4 separate regions of the Homo sapiens genome follow, and regions 1, 2 and 3 are each linked to region 4. A link is a contact called in ENCODE Hi-C or POLR2A ChIA-PET data. All regions are on one chromosome and are shown on one strand. Each heading gives the region's core, a stretch centred on a gene start or an enhancer-like site at or near the end of the contact. The rest is flanking DNA. Distances are from core to core; before and after follow the strand shown. Region 1 holds the start of C16orf87 (chromosome 16 open reading frame 87). Region 2 holds the start of SHCBP1 (SHC binding and spindle associated 1). Region 3 has its middle 41 kb from the start of MYLK3. Region 4 holds the start of PHKB (phosphorylase kinase regulatory subunit beta).

Region 1 (3,218 bases), core at 209-2,708, 630 kb before region 4:
TGCATACTGGTATAGCTCCTACACTGTATTTCTTGCACAACCTTTTTCTGATAAGCATTTTTACTACAGCCCATAAAGGATACTTAATAAAACATGTAACATGTTTTCTGTTAAAAGATTTGAAAAACCTACAAGAATTCTCCTTGAAAAATGCACTAAAATCAGCTTATTAAAAAGTCTCCAGCCATTTCAAATTACTCTTGATTTAAAAAAAAAAAAAGGCGGTGGGGGGAGGGGAGGAGAGAAAGGTAGTCATTTTGAAAAAATCCACTCAGTGGAAAAGGAAAAAACACACCCAGATCTACATGTTGGTAACAAACGAGGGCCTTACGAATGGTTTTAACTGAAGTAGTTTTAACTCATTAGATGTTAAGGCTTAAAGGAATGTCTATTATTCCAGTAAAGAATTGAGACACGCTTCAACACAGCGATCACTGAAATGAGATGTTTTAAATTACAACTATTACACCATGAACTCAATGTAGAAAGGAATCGTTTCAAATTCAAGAAACGAGATAGAGAGATAGAGAGATAGAGAGAGACAGACAGAGAGAGAGAGAGAGAGAGAGAGAGAGAGAGAGAGAGAGACACACAGAGACATTCAGACAGACAGGGATACAGATCTGGAAGCAGACAGGCCAAATTTGTAACAGTGGATACTGCGAGGGGTGGGGAAGTTAGGAGCGCCCAAAAAGGAGGAAGGGCTTAAACAGGGGCTTTATTCAATCATGACCCATTAAAAACGATGTAAAGGCAGGATTCGCGATTGCACAGCAAAAATATAATAAATAGATGAGGAAGGGGAAAAAATCTCCAAATTCGCCGAAACTCAAAATCATTACACGCGGCCCCCTTTGTCCCACTCAGGCGCCCGCCCCGGTCGCGGAGGGGCCGTTTTGGGGAAGCCCCGCACCCGTCGGAACCGGGAACAAAGCCGCCCCGGCCGCAGGAGGGGTTCTCGGAGCTAGGGCCTGGCCTCGGAGGCGGGCGTGCGGCACACTCTCGCCGGGGCTGCGGCCCGCAGGCTCCCACCGCTGTCACCGCCGCCGGCGAGGAGAGTCTGGGGCTCCAGACAGCCGCCCGGTGAGCCCACCAAAGGCGCGCTCCTCCAGTGGCCGGGACACAGCAAGAAGGGGCTTGGCCGTCTGGCCGCCGCCAGGTGGACGCTGGCGGGCCACGGCCCCGGGCTTTTCCCGGGAAACCCCTCGGTGCAGCCCGACCGGCCCCGGATCCCCGCCGCCGCCGGCGGGCCCCAGGATCTGCCCACCGCTCGGCCTCCGGGAGCCCGGCGAGGCCCCCCTCCACAGACAACGGCCGCCAAGCCACTGCCGCCCGCCCGCGCGCCCGGCCCCCGGCACCCACCTGTTGGTCGCACTCGGGGCATGATTTGGTGGCCATCTTCACTTTCTTGGCTCGAGTTGCAGACATGCTCCTCTCCCTTAGCGGCGGCAGCAGCGACGGCTCGGGCTCCTCCCCTCACACTTCGGCAGCCCGGCCTCCGCCCGCCCAGTCCCCGCGGGCCTCAAACAAGCCTCTGGCGGGTGCGCGCGCGCGCGTGCGCGAGCTCGCGCGGGACCTGGGCGCCAAGGGGGCGGGGCGGAGCGTCGGCCGGCGGCTCCTGGGGACCGCGACACGCGCTCCCACGGCGGCTCGCGACCCACAGCCCGCCCGCGAGCTCGCCCAGAGTATCACGAGACGAGGGGAGACCTCCCCCCCCTCCGCCAGACCGCCCCGGCGCGGCAGTGGCCACGCCTCCTCTCGGCCTGGCCGACTACGAGGGGGCAAGGCCTGGGCGGGACTCGGCAGTAACGGGCGTCGAGTTCGACCAACGAATGCATAGGTAGGGCGGGCCGTAGTGCTGGGCACGCCCCATCCCCACAGAGACCGTGGGAGCGAAGGCTGGGGAATGAATGGTGAAGGGCGTAGCGTGGATCCTGGCATTTAATAAACTTAAGTAGATGTTACCAAGGCTAATCATTGAGAAATTATGATAGACATTTTATGAGACCACTGGACCCAGCAGCAGAGTGAAAATTCATTTATTTATTCAATATATAATTGCCTAAGTCCCACTGTCAGGAAAATTTGAATAAAATGCAGTGTCAGCCTTCAAGGAGCAGCCTAGCTGTGTAAACCAGTGCTACTCACTATCAAGATGAGGGATCAGATGTTTTTCTTTTTCCAATCTGTCCGTGACTGATACTTACTAAATTAACATTAAAATTAAATTATTCGAGGCTGGGCGCAATGGCTCACGCCTGTAATCCCAGCACTTTGGGAAGCCGAGGAGGGCGGATCTCTTGAGCCCAGGAGTTCCAGACCACCCTGGGCAACATAGCGAGACCCCCATCTCTACAAAAAGTAAAAGATTTTTAAAAATTAGCTGAGCGTGGTGGCCCATGCCTGGAGTCCTAGCTAGTAGAGAGGCTGAGGTGGGAGGATCGCTTGAGCCTATGAGATTGAGGCTTCAGTGAGCCGAGATTGTGGCCACTGCACTCCAGCCTGGGCGACAGAGCGAGACTCCGTCTCAAAAAAAAGAAAAAGAAAGAAAAAGTGAAATTTAAAAACAACTATGCAAAACGTAAGCTTACTTTTAAATATTTAATTTGACAGACCCAAAGTTATACTTAATAAACAATCAGAACAAACATAACAGAAAGAAAATTTACAAACTGTACACTTGGCTCAGAGAAAATTTACCAATATGCATTTATTACAGAGACTGGCTATTCCACTGATAACTTTTTATTCAACAATTGTTAACTAAAGCAAAGTTATGAGTTACAATTTTACATAGTAAATGCCTGTAAGCACACTTTGTATAAATAACAGTTATATAAATGTTTAAAGCTTTTAATATGAAACCCACGAAATTGCTTCCTGTTTGGTCCATTTACAGGCATACCTTGGAGGGACTGGGGGTTCAGTTCCAGGCCATTGCAAAAAAGAGAGCCACACTCAATTTTTTGTTGTTGTTTCCCAGTGTATATAATAAACATGTTTCCACTATACTGTAATATATTAAAAGTACAATAGCATTATGTCTAAAAAACAGTGTACACACGTTGATGTTAAAATTGGGCTAAAAATCCTGGGCAAAATGGTGAAACCCGTCTCCACAAAAAATTAAAAAATAGCCATGTGGTGACAGCGTATGCCTGTAGTCCCAGCTACTCAAGAGGTTGAGTTGGAGGATCCACTGAGCCCAGGAGGTCAAG
Region 2 (2,887 bases), core at 125-2,624, 840 kb before region 4:
CCAGCCTGGGCAACAGAGTGAGACTCTGCCTCAAAAAAAATAAAATAAAATAAAAAATAAAGTGTGTAACATGATGTTTTGATATACCTATACATTATGAAATGATTACCACAGTAAAGTGAATTAATATTTCCATCACCTCGCATAGTTACCTTTTGTGTGTGTGTGGTGTGAACACTTATGATCTACTCTGTTAGCAAATTTCAAGTACAAAATTTGTGTCGCATTGCACCATCACGTCATTGCCTATTAATACTGTAATAATAATACAGTATTATTAACTATAGTCACCATGCTGTATGTACATCAGATCCCCAGAACTATTCACACTGCATAACTGAAACTTTGGACCCTTTGCCCAGCATCTCCCCATTCCCCCAACCCACTGGCAACTACCACTCTACTCTCTTTCTGAAACTTCCTCTTTTTTAGATTCCCAATATAAGCGATGCCATGCAGTATTTATTTTTGCAGCCACTTTAAAAACTTTATTTCACTTCAACTTCACCACAAGTACAACCATTGGCATAGTCTTCCAGATGGGAAAACTGAAGCCAAGTGACTTTTGCCAGTTGGATAGGTGGGTTAATAGTGGAATTGTCACACTTATGTTTTCTCACTTTGTTGGGACTCTCTGCTACACAATACAACCGAAAGTGTTAACGTAAAAACATGAACCAGCTTAAAATATCAGAAAAAAAAAATAGTAATGAAACTCTATGAGGAGGAAGAAAGGGCAGAGAACTAGAAGACCCCGGTTCTATTTCTGGACTCCGGCCCAAGTTGGCGCTCCTCACTTTGGACACGTCACTACCCTCCGTGCACAGGACAGCCATCTAAGCCAAGGGTTCAAGCTTTTCTCTTCTTCGGAAAAGGGAAGTGTGGTTCGTGATCTCCTTTGAGATGCAGATGAAAAAATGGCCCCTTGAGCAACAGTAAATGCACAGTTCCCGCAAAACCCATCCAGATAGGGAATTCCTGGCCCAATCCAGCTCCCTCCAACCTCGGGGCGGGCGGAGGCCAGAGAGTGCAGGGAGAGTGGGAGATGCGGATAGGGAAGAGAGGGAGTCCCCCACCCCTGGGTACCGCCCGACTTTGAGGTCCCGTCACTGGGTCCCGGCCGCGCACCGCCGTTCCCGCCACCCTGGACAGACGGGTCCGGAAGGCCCGCGACCCAGGCGCCCTCCTAGGGTCCCGACGCCCCAGGCCTCCGCTCAGAGGCGGCTCCTCGGCCCCGGCATGGAGAGCTCACCTTTCTCCAGAGACGCCAGCTCCTGCTCCACCGCCCAGCCCATGCGCTCCGGCGCCATGGCCGCTGCCTCCAGACCGCCGCCCGTCAGCGACCCGTCAGCCATTTCAAATTTCCGCGGACGGCAGCCCAGGCAACGACGTGATGACGCAGGCTCTGCTGATTTGATAGTCGGGCCGAGGCCGTGGACCAATTAGAGTCCGGCCCCGCTCCAGCCCCCACCAACACTGCCCCCTCGCCCCAGGCTGACAGCTGTTCTTGTTCAAGTGCCCGGCCTTTGCTTTTCTGGGATGAACTTGAAGAAAGTCGAATTGGAATATAATTTGGAATGATTTTCGAAAAAAACGAACCAGCAATGCCTGGAAATGAGATATAGTGGAAAAGTCACTGGGTTGAGAGTCAAAAAACATAGTATTTAAACTTACCTGGGCTATTCCTAGTGGTATTGCCTTGGGCAAGTCATTTCACCTCCCACAAGCACAACTTCAACTGAAAAGGATGCTGGCCTACGTGGGCCCAAAACTTTCACCACCAAACACCAGTCTCTCTCTGTCTTTCAATACACACACACACACACACACACACACAGAGAGAGAGAGAGAGAGAGAGAGCATATTTTCAAAGAATGTCAAATTAAATTTAGTAAGTAAATTTGTTAATTTGCATTAATCAAAGACAACTATAATCTCCATCATAATGGCTAACATTTACTGCATATTGTGTGCAAGATACCCTCCTGCATGCGTTACCTGGATTGTTCTGTTTAATCTTCACAATGATCCTATGAGACGGGAGCTATTACTATACCCATTTTACAAATGAGCAAATGGAGTCACTAAGAAGTTAAGTCACTTCTCCAATCTAACCCAGCAAAGCCAGGATGTGAAACCAGCCAGACTCCATGAAGAAGCCTTTTAATGTCTCTGCCAGGCCATCACTACTAGAATGATGAGGTCAGCCCAAGATAGCCCAGGTAACCAGGACACCAAGTGGGATGCGTCCACAGGGGACCAAGAGCCTGGTCATGACAGTTCGTCTGTGCAGTCTTAATGTGGGGAAACATTTCCACTTATTGCTTTGAAGAAACACCTTGGGCTAAAGTCTCTCGGATCCCTTACAGCTGAAATAAAATGGAGCCAGGAGGGGTGACTGGAAAGCTGCACTTAATTGGGCTAACTTTTCCAGGAAGTAAGATTTCTTTGACTTTTGTTTGCAGAATCTGACCTTACATTTATTTGCTCACTGAACAAATACATATTGAGCACCATGAGGTAAAAACACAGAAAACAATAATCAAGACTATCAACAGGCCTTGAGGATGACGCTAGCTTTTTCATTATTCTCTTCTTCAACCTTGCCGCCCACAAACCTCACAAATGGCAGCATTTCTCCTCACCCATTTGCAGCATCACTGGAGACAACACAGTTCTCTTCTCATCCAATTATCAAATATTTCATCAACCATCAAGATATTACTCAAACCAGGCTAGGCATAGTGGCTCATGCCTGTAATCCCACCACTTTAGGAGACCGAGGCAGGCGGATCACTTGAGTCCAAGAGTTTGAGACCAGCCTAGGCAACATGGTGAAACCCCATCTCTACAAAATTTTTTTTTTTTTTTTGTTATAGAAATCTGT
Region 3 (3,223 bases), core at 324-2,823, 670 kb before region 4:
TGGGAAGCTGAGGCAGGAGAATCACTTGAATGTAGGAGGTGGAGGTTGCAGTGAGCCAAGATCAGGCCACTAGCCTGGGTGACAGAGCAAGACCCTGTCTCTTAAAAAGCAAAAAAAAAAAAAAAAAAAAAAGTTTGAAGTATTAGGCCAGGCTTGGTGGCTCACACCTGTAATCCCAGCACTTTGGGAAGCTGAGGCAGGCGGATCACCTTAAGTCAACACAGCAAAACCCCGTCTTTACTAAAATTACAAAAAAATTAGCCACGCGTGGTGGCGGGCACTTCTAGTCCCAGCTACTTGGGAGGCTGAGGCAGGAGAATCTCCTGAACCGGGAGGCGGAGGTTGCAGTGAGCCAAAATTGCGACATTGCACTCCAGCCTGGGCAACAAGGAAAACTCTATCCCAGAAAAAAAAAAAAAAAAAGGTTAAAGTATTAAAAACAACTAATACTAAAATATGTTAATGGATACATAATATAAATAGTAGACAATTGTGACATCAATAGCATAATGTGGGAAGAGAAGAGAGAAAAGCATTCTTGCATGAGAGGGAAGTTATCAGCTTAAAGTAGACTGTGAGAACTATATTCTGTGTAAGCCCCGTGATAACCACAAAGAAAAAGGGAATCAAAACCTAGCAATGCAAAAAAAAAAAAAAAAAAAAAAAAAGAAACAAAATGACAGCAAGAAAAAAAAAGGAAATAAAATAACCACAAGACAAATAAAACAACAAAATGGCAAGAATAAATCCTTCCTTACCAAAAATTACTTTAAATTTGAATGGAATAAATGCATTAAAATCATGCTGAAGAGGTATCTGCACTCCCATGTTTATTGCAACATTATTTGCAATAGCTAGATATGAATTCAACCTAAATATTCATCAACAGATGAATGGATAAAGAAAATATGGTATATACAACAATAGAATATCATTCAGCCTTTAAAAAGAAGAAAATCCTGTCATTTGTGATACTGTGGATGAACCTGGAGGACATCAGGCTAAGTAAAATAAGGCAGGCACAGAAAGACAAATGCCACACGATCTTACTTATATGTGGAATCTAAAAAATGTCAAACTCATAGTACTAGAGTAGAAAGGTGGTTACCAGAGGCTGGGGGTTAGAAGAAGGAGAGAACAAGGAATCAGAGTGTCAAATAAATGATCTAAGAGTACAAAGTTTCCATTAGGATGAAAAATATATAAGATCTAACACACAGTAGGGCAACTATAGTCAATGATAATGCATTATGTATTTCAAAATAGCTAAGAATAAATTTTAAAGGTCTTACAACAAAAAAAATGAGGTGATAGGTATGTTAATTAGCTTAATTATTCCACATTATATAATACATCAAACCATTACATTGTGCCCCATTCATGTATACAATTATAATTTGTCAAATAAAAATATTTTTTAAAACAAAAAAATGTAAATGGAATAAACTCCACAAAAGAAAGATGTAGAGTACCTGAACAGATTTAAAATTTATATGTTGTCTACAAGAAACTCGTTTAGACTCAAGGACACACAAAGGCTGAAAGTGAAGGGAAGAAAAAAGATATTGCATGCAAATGTTAACCCAAAAAAGGCAGAAGTTGCTATAACTCATATCCAAGAAGGCAGACTTTAAGTCAAAAACTGTCACTAGACACAAAGAAGGTCATTTAACAAAAAATGGGTCAACAAGATATAACAATTAGAAATATATATACACCAAACTTAAAAGCACCTAACAAAGCAAATATTGACAGATCTAAAAGTACAAATTGACAGCAATAGTAGTAGGAGACTTCAACACTCCACTTTCAGTAACAGACAGAACGTCCAGACAGAAAATCGGTAAGGAGTGAACTTGAACACTATAACAAATGGACTTAACAGACATAAATAGAACTTTTCACTCAACAGAATACACATTCTGCTTTTCTTCCTCCTCCTCCTCCTCCCCCTCCTCCTCCCCCTCCCCCTCCTCCTCCTCTTCCTCCTCATTCTTATTCTTATTCTTCTTTTTTAAGATACAGGATTTCAATCTGCCACCCAGGCTAGACTGCAGTGGTGTGATCAGAGCTCAGTGTAATCTTGAACTGGCCTCAAGCGATCCTGTCCCTTCAGCCTCACAGTGCTGGGACTACAGGTGTGAGCCACCAAGCCTGGCCTACACATTCTTAAGCACACACAAAACATTCTCCCAGATATATTGATCACGTTAGGCCACAACAGAAGTCTTAACAAATTTAAGGTCAAAATCATATCAAGTATGTTTTCCAACTACATGGAGTGAAATTAGAAATCCGTAACAGCACACACACAAAAAAGGAACATTCACAAATAGTGAAAACTAAATAACATACTCCTAAACAGCCACTGGACTAAAAAGGAAATAAGAAAATGGACCTCACCCTCTGCCTGCCACCGCCCACCCAGCTCCGCCCACCCTGCCAGCTCCGCCCACCCTGCCAGCTCCGCCCACCCTGCCAGCTCCGCCCACCCTGCCAGCTCCGCCCACCCTGCTACCGCGATGAGCTGCTACTCCCGAAAGGCCCGGCCAGCTCCGCCTCCGCGCTCAGCCCCTTCCCCGCCTCGGGAGGGTGAGCGGGCCAGGTGCACACCAAGGGCCAGCCGCTCCGGGAGGTGCGCGCGCTCGGGGGTCCCCTGCATCCCCCGCAGCCAAGTGGATTCGTGGCTGGTGCACAGCGTGGCAGCTGAGGATGCAGACGTGGCTCACGGGCTGCTCGGCGCCACCGCCACGTTGGCCAGAGGAGTCGGCGCCAGCCAGGCTGCACAGTGGGGGCGGCGGGGATCCCCAAGCAGCTCGGAGTAGCCCCTGGGCCGGCGGGGAAGAACGAGAAAAATGAGGCACTAAGAAAAGAGCATGAAGCTGGGGCTCCCAGTTCCCAGCACGAGGAAAATGTGTCAACCCAGAAGAACTCATTACAAAGCAGAACAATGAAGATGAAAACAAACAGCAGATAAACCTGACCGGGAGGCAGAAAAGACCACTGAACCTAGAAATGAGACATCTGAATGGGACAGATACTTCTTTCTCTCTGGAAGATTGTTGTTTTCATCATAGCCTGAAAATTCACTGGAGGGATCTCATCGGGAGATATTCCTCCTTTTCCAGGCAGTATCAATGATGGCATGAATTTCTTCAGCACATTATAATGGAGACTTTACCCAGGCTGTAAGTCACGATGTCAATATTCATGAGGCCATGTT
Region 4 (3,251 bases), core at 480-2,979:
ATTGTAGATATCTGACAAAGACATAATTAAGCATGTGAGCACAAAATGCTGAATCCTCCAAGACCCTCCTCCTATGGGGCCATCCTCCAGAGGGTGACACATTCTTGGAGCTCAATTAGCACTCATTGAGACAGACTTTTGGAATTGTTTAATCAAACACAGGCCATCTTTAAAGTCAAGGCTACTCTCTGTATCCAGTTTGGACACAGCAGCAACAGGTTTGGCAGTACACTGCAAAATGAGGAGTCAAAAAGATTGGGAAAATATTCAGGGTTTGTAAGAGGTTCCTGCATCCCCGCAAGGGCTCCAAGAAGTCTGGTTCAGGATCCTGTCAGGCAAGCTCTGAGTAGCTCTTCCTTCCTTCCTTCACAGCATTGATCTTTAAGCAGCACCTGCTTCTGTAGGTACTCAAGAACCCTAAGACCCCCTAATGCCCACTGTCAGCATCAAGATTTACAAAAAAGTTAGTTTAACGATTGTCAAAGCAAAGAATTTCCAAGAACAAGTTAGCAAAGAAAGTAGACATTTGGAACACTAAGGTGATGACCAAGATGAGGAAGGAGTACACGAAAGAACAGGCAGCTCAAGAGAGAAATTTCTGTAGTTTGAGACTGCTTTCCCAAGGAGGCATTGGGTTTATCAGTGGTCCCTGCAAAATGCTTGTGTGAGCTGTTTAGTGTTTAGGCCCTTGGAAGGGTACATTCGCTTCATAGAAAGTTGTGGCCTTGACAAAGAAAGGGGTGGGCGAATTAGGTAGGTGGGGAGGCAAGAAGAAGCCCCCTATGAGAAGAGATTGTCAGGTTGCACCTTTTCATGTTCATCAACGGGGAAGGAAGACTGAAGCAAAATAGAAAGGAATGAGTGGGCCTTGGGAGCGAACGTTGAGGCAAGCTACAAAGATTCCTAGGAATCAGGAAGCACTTTGGAAAACAGGTGATTCCATGGGGAGGAGGGGGTAAGGTGACTGGGTGAGGGCCGCAGACTTCTTAGGAACAAAACTGAGGTGCTGTCAGGGCTTTTGAGGGTAGGTCAAACTGTAGGGTAGCTGGGTCAGAACCTGGGGTTGGAAAGGGTGGTGCAAAAGGACAAGCTGTTAAGAATGCTAAAGGGAAGGCCACAGGGCTGGGAGAGAAGGACCAGGAAATGCAGAAGGACCGGCCATTGGGCAATGGGTTTGGGGAACACCGGGAGAGGCACACGGACAGCGAACAGAGGGAGGGCCCGGCAAGCACTGACTTTCCCGCAGCACGAAGAGATCCGTCTGCTTGTCGGAGTTGAGGTCCCCGAAAGCCGCAAGGGTGCCCCAGGCCTCGGCCCCAAAGAGCTCGGCCGTGACGTTGTGCAGCGCCCGCGCTGGGACCGGCCCGACTCCCAGTAGTGCAAGCCCTGCGAGGAGCGGCGAGAAGAGGGCCCAGGAGCTCGGGAGCCGGCCCGCCGCCGCCATGGCAGCCCCTCAGCCCCCGCCCGCCGGCCCAACGCCGCGCTTGACGACAGCCGCAAAGCACCGCGTTACCGGCCGAGAGAGTGGCGCGCAGCCCCGGGACGCGTAAGAGCCGCTGCCGGCTCCTTTTTCTCTCTCCCACTAGGGCTGCCCTTCCGACGCTAAAAAAGCAGTGGAGCTAGGGTGAAAGCCGCCCTCACGCTCACTTCCGGCAGGCGCGCCTCCCGACAGTGTCGTGCGGGGGGCGTGGCCCGGCATTGCTGACAGGCGGCCCCGGGGGCGGTGGCCAAGGCGGCGACCGGAGCGCGATGGCGGGGGCGGCGGGACTCACGGCAGAAGTGAGCTGGAAGGTCTTGGAGCGAAGAGCTCGGACCAAGCGCTCAGGTTTGGCTGGCTGGGGCGCCGCCCCCCACCCGAGTACCTTGGGTGGTGCTTCGCCTCAAGCGCCTTGGCGGGAGGCAGGTGGGGGCCCTGGGAATGAACCTGTGCCCCGAGTTCCTCCTTAGAAAGCAGGTGGCGGCCCTGGCCTTGTTTCTAATATCTTCCTCCACCTCTAAAAATTAGGTGGCAGAGCCAGCTCCACTCTGCGTGTGCCCCCGACTCTATTCCGCTTGTGAGCCCCACTCGGAAAGTAGGCAGCGGTCCGGACTTCCCTTAGAGTCTTCTAACTTAAAAATCGGGCGGCGGCACATTCCTGGGAAAGGGAATGTGTCTTCCCTGTGAATGTGTCTTTCCTGTGAATGTTCTCTGCAAAAGTCAGATAGCTTAATCAGACCAAGTCAGATGTAACTACGATCTGGCTGCAGAAAGCCGGCGTCTGGGCTCCTTGCTTTATGTCTTATATCCCTTTTACATTCCCCACAGGTTCTAAGCAGTAGACCTGTCATCTATCTAGCAGAAACTGAAGGAGACTGGGCCTCAGATATTGAAGAGTATAGTTAGGGCCCAGAAAGAAAAGGGCTTCTTAAGTGGCCCCAGGTTGTGTGGTTTCCAAACCCGAAAGCATAGAGGTCAGAAGGTGCCTTGCAGGCAGTTTTAACAGTTCCAAGTGTCCCGAACTGACTTGTTCAAATTGCAACGTCATGACTTGTGGCGTTATTAAAACTTCCTGTATTCCTGGTTGGCTGGATATAATCTTGAACAAAAGGCATGCACTTAAACAGGAAAGGTGAAAGGCGGAATGCAGGTTTTCAGCTAAGGAGCTTCCCTTTTAAAGAATTGATGAAGTGTCATTATTGGGGGTGGGTGTGAAAGGTGTTAGCTAGGAAAATTAACTTTGCACTTGCATTGATATTAAGAAATTATTTTCGGACGGGCGCGGTGGCTCACGCCTGTAATCCCAGCACTTTGGGAGGCCGAGGCGGGCGGATCACCTGAGGTCAGGAGTTCGAGACCAGCCTGGCCAACCTGGTAAAACCCCATCTCTACTAAAAATACAAAAATTACCTGGGCGTGGTGGCGGGCGCCTGTAACCCCAGCTACTCGGGAGTCTGAGGCAGAAGAATTGCTTGAACCTGGGAGGCGGAGGCTGCAGTGAGTGGAGGTCGCACCACTGCACTCCAGCGTGGGCGACAGAGTGAGACTCCGTCTCAAAAAAAAAAAAAATTATTTTCTCACCTAATATGTTCTCCTTACGTTTTGGGCTTTTCCTATTTATGAAGTTCTTAGTTGTCTGTTGTGCACACTGACTTTTTTTTTTTTTTTTTTGGAGAAAGTAAATCTAATTTCTGAAAATCTAATTTCAGAAATCATACACCGAACACTCTGTTTTTTTATACCTTACAAAAAGTTCAGCTTTATATACTTAGGG

Evidence for each region. Hi-C counts contacts between places; a loop is a spot of excess contacts on that map. ChIA-PET counts read pairs that join two places held with the same protein, here RNA polymerase II (POLR2A). Pooled maps may share reads with other maps.
Region 1: a map of CD4-positive, alpha-beta T cell shows a loop between it and region 4 (26-fold over the local background). The contact joins the promoter of C16orf87 here to the promoter of PHKB in region 4. A Hi-C loop is called at or near these places in 6 of 168 maps with a recorded cell type or tissue (B cell, CD14-positive monocyte, CD4-positive, alpha-beta T cell and 2 more), 8 of 37 single-sample maps with no recorded cell type and 19 of 50 pooled maps. POLR2A ChIA-PET finds 5 or more read pairs at or near these places in 3 of 52 experiments (K562, activated CD4-positive, alpha-beta T cell and activated T-cell).
Region 2: a loop to region 4 is called in a map of naive thymus-derived CD4-positive, alpha-beta T cell, with 11 times the contacts of the local background. The contact joins the promoter of SHCBP1 here to the promoter of PHKB in region 4. A Hi-C loop is called at or near these places in 1 of 168 maps with a recorded cell type or tissue (naive thymus-derived CD4-positive, alpha-beta T cell), 1 of 37 single-sample maps with no recorded cell type and 8 of 50 pooled maps. POLR2A ChIA-PET finds 5 or more read pairs at or near these places in 1 of 52 experiments (OCI-LY7).
Region 3: a loop to region 4 is called in a map of CD8-positive, alpha-beta T cell, with 33 times the contacts of the local background. The contact joins the enhancer-like site here to the promoter of PHKB in region 4. A Hi-C loop is called at or near these places in 2 of 168 maps with a recorded cell type or tissue (CD8-positive, alpha-beta T cell and naive thymus-derived CD4-positive, alpha-beta T cell) and 7 of 50 pooled maps.

Annotation. Positions count from the first base shown.
Region 1 is chr16:46,829,722-46,832,939 of GRCh38, forward strand. It overlaps C16orf87 (chromosome 16 open reading frame 87), which reads right to left and starts at 1,459. Exons shown (of 4, transcript NM_001001436.4): 1 at 1,363-1,459. The coding sequence starts at 1,428. RefSeq lists a silencer at 1,156-1,805.
Region 2 is chr16:46,620,005-46,622,891 of GRCh38, forward strand. SHCBP1 (SHC binding and spindle associated 1) reads right to left here and starts at 1,375. Exons shown (of 13, transcript NM_024745.5): 1 at 1,253-1,375. The coding sequence starts at 1,355. It also overlaps the pseudogene RAB43P1. RefSeq lists enhancers at 518-1,106, 1,107-1,693.
Region 3 is chr16:46,787,503-46,790,725 of GRCh38, forward strand. It overlaps the pseudogene LOC100130180. Among named protein-coding and RNA genes, the nearest start is that of MYLK3, 41 kb to the left of the region's middle. RefSeq lists enhancers at 623-672, 2,825-2,874, 2,885-2,964 and a silencer at 2,625-2,674. Within about 2 kb of position 1,574, at least 12 of the 41 ENCODE cell types and tissues checked have a DNase peak (open chromatin) inside an H3K27ac peak, as active enhancers do.
Region 4 is chr16:47,459,602-47,462,852 of GRCh38, forward strand. It overlaps PHKB (phosphorylase kinase regulatory subunit beta), which reads left to right and starts at 1,730. Exons shown (of 31, transcript NM_000293.3): 1 at 1,730-1,825. The coding sequence starts at 1,750. ITFG1 (integrin alpha FG-GAP repeat containing 1) reads right to left here and starts at 1,462. Exons shown (of 18, transcript NM_030790.5): 1 at 1,237-1,462. The coding sequence starts at 1,444. RefSeq lists a silencer at 1,371-1,840.